Linked DNA regions of Homo sapiens: region 2 is linked to region 1. A link is an interaction called in ENCODE POLR2A ChIA-PET data of the cell type or tissue named here. Cell type or tissue: GM12878. All regions are shown on one strand.

Region 1 (2,500 bases):
TTGCATATTCCTGCAAGAATAGTCTATTCAAATATAAATAAGTATAATATGTATGTTTTTTACACAAATAAGACATTTAGACACTGCTCTGTATCTTCAGTTTTTTTCACTTAACAATGTACCTGGGAAATGATTCTATATTAACATGATAGATCTAGGTTTGTTTTTAATTAGAAACTTATCAGCTTACCACTATGAAAAATAGTGGAGTTCTCAAAAATAGCAGAACCTTCTTTTTTTCAAGCCTGCAAAATGAAATATAAGAGAGGAGAAAAAGCATTTTATCTCTCACCCATAGACTGGTCTAAAATTTTCATTTTACAGACAGAGAAAATAATACTAGTTAAGCCATGAGACCAAGTTTAAGGATGCTATTTCTCAAATTACTAAATTCTTTTCTAAGGGTTACTATTATAATTTTAGTTTCAAAGAGGACTTTCATTTGTTTTATAAACATTTTCCATTTTCACCCCTCCCTTATGTGTTTAAAAAAGCAAATTCCAATTAGTCACCAGACGACTGAATCACAAAATCTCCTTATCCATTCTGTAACAAATCAAGAAATGCAATGCTATGCTCATCAAACATTCTGAGAATCTTAAAACCACATTATATTAGTTTTTATTCAATAATTGTGGTTATATGTTTGTGTGCTTGTCATTCTACATTCAATAATTTGAATAGCCAAAGCCCTTGAGGGTCAAATTTGGATTTTTCTTGGTTTTACTGGCTCTTTCTCATTGTGGCCTTATGCCTTCTATGCTTTGTAATTTGGATTGTGAATTTACTTAAATGACTAGCTTCATCAGTGGGAATTCAATGAGGTCTCTGATGACTGGGCATCTCTTTAGAGAGTATTTGCTTTGGTTTCTACCAGGTGTTCTGAGTTTCTATCAGTCTAGAACCACATAAAGTCAATTGTCTGGTTTGGGGTTTATCAGACATTACAGATAAGTGAAAGATGAATCCCAACCCCCAAGATTACTTTTAACCCAGAGGCTACACCAAGAGTGATTGATTTCCTTATTATTTCTCTTTGCTGGGGAGCAGATTTTACAAGTCTATTATTCTTTGAGAATGTGGCCTTTTATGGCTCTCAGGTGTATATGGATCCCCTGCTCAAAATCTCCGTTTTTGAGTGTACTAAGACCTCATTTCCTGTCCTATGTGGAGCTGCAAAAAGCCAAGGCATTGGGACATAGAGATTTGAAGATATACTCATCAGAGATGATGTCAGGTGTTATGATAGCCTACTTTGTTTCTCATTCTGTGGGAATGTCCTTCTACATCTTATGAATCAAGCTTTGCATTTGAAAATAAGGTGATCATATTTTACCCAACATACATAAAAAGTTTTAGAGTGGGAGATTTTTCAAAAAGTTAGTTATATAACTTTACTAAAAACAGAAGATCCAAAAAGTCTTTAGGTTGCTTTTTTTTTTTTTTTTTTTTTTTTTTTTTCATGAATCTGCTAACCTCTGGCCATCGGATGAACTTCTGAGAATAGCACTCTAATGCCCCCCTTTCCGATATTATATTGTAAAGTATAGTAAATATTGTGCACTAGACAACAATGGATGGATAGGGAAAATGAGAGGGTTCGGGGGATTGAATAAGAGTCTTACATATGGTATGGAGGAAGGGTTTGGATTTGGCCTTCAGACCTTGGATAAGCCAATTAGCTTTTGAGTAGGAATAATAGAACTTAATCTACAGGCTTATCTTAAGAACTAAATTGAATAATTTATGAAAAGCTATCTGAATACTAGCTACTCACTTATATCAATTGAATTGAGCAGTTATAAGATAGAGGATTTGACGACTGATCAAGAAAAAAACATGAGCACGAGGTGGCAGTAGTATATAAGGGCCTTTACTGAGTTGTATTAATACTTTGACAGGTTGTAAGAGAGGGGAAGTTTTTGGTGGCAGCAGACTTGCCAGAAACAACTGGATGGGGCCACTACCCAGAGAGGTGGAGGTCAAGGGGACAAGGGAACCCTCAGCTAGAGGGGAATGAGAGAGGAGGCTTACATGTCAGGGTGATGTCATTCAGCAGCAAGGAGGAGAATCTCTGTCACAGAGTTGCCAGGAGGAGCAGGGATTTGGCATCTTTCGTAACTCCAGGGTTTATTTCATCTTTGACTGGTAGATATTTGGTGTAGTTTCATGGAGTATACAAAGTAGGCTGTTTGAATGGCTAAAAAATATACTTACTTGGGTAATTGCTTTAAAGCAATCAAATGTGTAAACATTTGAGTTTGGTGCTGGCAGTGGCAGAATGTGAGCGAATTGTCCTAGCCTACTGTGAAGAAGTAAACGTTGGTCCCAATATAACCAATTGGCATAGCACATACCTATATTTGTGGACATACACACACATCCAGGATGCAAATTGCCATCCTGATATCCTGCACTCATTATTTTTCATTTGTTGCCCAGATCCATTCTCTGTATTCTCTGTCTTCTTTTGTCCCCCAGGAAGATGACCACTCTCCAG
Region 2 (2,500 bases), 250 kb after region 1:
TTCATATTTACCACAATTCTTCTTAATAGTATGATATTATTTAACATTCAGGTGATTTGAATAAATTGGCATTGTCTTGGGGAAAGTTATATGCTCATGCATGCGTTACATACAAATTGTATGTTCACACTTCACAGGAGTATGTATTTTGCATACCTTTATCAACTATTATTCACCTCTTTTGGTATATAAAACATACATCTCTCAGTTTCCTAAAAGAATGTCAAAAGAGATGATGGTTTTTCTTTTGGAGCATATGAGCATGATATTATTTCAGAAACATCTTCACCTTTTTGGAATAACTGGTCTCTGTGGAAAAGCAATTCTCTACTCTGTCCAATATGGCTACATTTCGTTTTGAGATTAATATTTCCTGAACTGTTTTAACAAAAGATAATCATAGTAACCTAGAGAACATAATCAAAAACAGTAGAAAAAGAACCAAATGTGTAAGACTTAATTCTCCTAACACAAATATTTCAAGATGTGTGTTACACATATTTTTACAGATTTCACAGGCACATATGATGAGATGCCTCTCTAAAAACATGAACGATTATCTGAAAGAGATGTTCTGGATCTGTTATGAAAAAAACTGGTAATATGTAGAAAACTATAACCATGTATTTACTATTTTTTTCCTCAAGGATGTATCTGTAATGCTTATATAAACGTTTATTTTTTATAATATGAAAAACACTACGTAAAAACCGATTTCTCTACCTCAAATTTAAAAATAAAAAATATGTCTAGAGACAGTTAATGCCATATGCCAATAGCTCTTCTTGAATCCTCTGCCTTGCAATCAATAATTCTCCAACCATTAGTGAATATGCTCCATGACTCATCAGAAACAATATACAAAGTTAATGGGGATCATTCTTCCCCTCACCCTCCACACACGCACTGACACTAATGGAAGCTATGCCTCATCTAGTGGAAGACAGACTCAAGATGGCACCAAGCTGAGGCAACTCTTCTTGAGGCTCTATATACAAACTAGCTAACCTCCCCACGAAGAATCCACAACATCCATTTTACATTTTTTGGCATCCTTCGAGAAAATAATAGTAAGCATACTTTATATGGCTAGAAAAGAACCACATTTTTTTCAGCTTAACACTCACTGTGAATGGCAAAATGTACTTCAGTTATGAAAATATCTGAAAGGAATGTTTCCAGGACCTATGCCATTGTGCTTTGTTTACCAGTCAGATGCCTTCTCAAGAATGTGTTCAAATTATAAAGACAGTGTCTCCATGTATAGAAATTCTTCAGAGCCCATAATGTTACGTTAGAAACACATTTTCACCTTTGCTAATATTCAAAACAATACCCTCCTATCTGCAGGTAAAAATCTTTCATTCTTATGAATGCAGCAATCTTTTATTAACATTTGCTCAGGACTTTGGATATGGGTTTTTTTTTTTAACTTTCTAAAGAAAGTTCTAGCAAAAGAAAACACATATTAAGTATTTGAAGATAATTGCTATTTACTAAAATCTCTATTTTAAAATAATTTTAGTGACTCGTTTATGTTTGGTAACTTCAGGACAATGATAACTACAGTGTCTCTAAAATGTTCCTAAGTAACAATCATACTCTATTTTGGCCTTTGAGAGGTGTTAAGACTCATTCTCTAATTATAAGTTTTTCTCTATTATTACTACCTCACCATCAAATCTCTAAACTAAATAGCAGCTTTGAGGAAATAAAAATAGATGTTAGGTGGTGTGTTTTCTCAAATTTTGGTTACAATGGATAAGAAAGACGAGGTATTTCTATGTATAATAAAATAAGCCAATTTTATTGTTTTGACCAGCAAAATCTTTAAGCTTTCTCCCAGAATATTGTTTTCCTGCTTTATCCTAGAACAACACTGTCCAAAATAAATACGATGTTAGCCACATTTGTTATATTTTCTAGACACCATGAAAGAGAGAGAGAGAGAGAGAGAGAGAGAGAGAAAAGAAACAGGTGAAGTTAATCTAGTAAGATCTTCTATTAGAACCAATATATCAAAAATTATCATTAAAACATATCATAAATATAAAAATATTAATCAGATGTTTTACTTTCTTCCCCTCATATAAAGTTTTCAAAACCGGTAGTATTTTACACTTCTCAATCTGGACAAGACACATTTCAAGTGCTCAACAGCCACATGTGGCTACTGTACTGGACAGCACATTCTAGATTTCCAAACATATGAAGCTTTTTGGCCTAAAAAAACCATACACTTTAAAATCTTTCTATGTCACATTCTCTATGATCCATATGGTTGATGGGATTTTATTTTGGGCCAATCACTTCGTGAACCTATTTCACTTCTTTCCTCCACTCTTTTGACTCTCATATCTACTACCCACCCTAATGCCTTTGCATACAGAATTTTAAAAACCCAATCACCTATTCTTTTCAGCTTCTCCTAACCAAGACCTGAGATGTTCTCTAATCCGCACATCTATCACCAAGCAGAAAGCCAGAAGGTGCAGCAAGA

The links. Peaks named below come from ENCODE experiments on the same cell type or tissue, not always from the same donor. Only the 100,000 strongest peaks of a DNase experiment are listed, where the experiment ranks them.
Region 2: POLR2A ChIA-PET joins it to region 1 with 7 read pairs; 2 of 35 experiments call an interaction of 5 or more read pairs at or near these places.

What each region holds. Positions count from the first base shown.
Region 1 is chr3:152,517,914-152,520,413 of GRCh38, reverse strand. No RefSeq gene overlaps it. Among named protein-coding and RNA genes, the nearest start is that of MBNL1-AS1, 250 kb to the right of the region's middle. In GM12878, no CTCF peak of the experiment used is centred here; no DNase peak of the experiment used is centred here.
Region 2 is chr3:152,271,507-152,274,006 of GRCh38, reverse strand. All of the region lies in intron 1 of MBNL1 (muscleblind like splicing regulator 1), which reads right to left. Among named protein-coding and RNA genes, the nearest start is that of MBNL1-AS1, 3.1 kb to the right of the region's middle. In GM12878, no CTCF peak of the experiment used is centred here; no DNase peak of the experiment used is centred here; H3K4me3 peaks cover 2,253 bases; H3K27ac peaks cover 2,500 bases.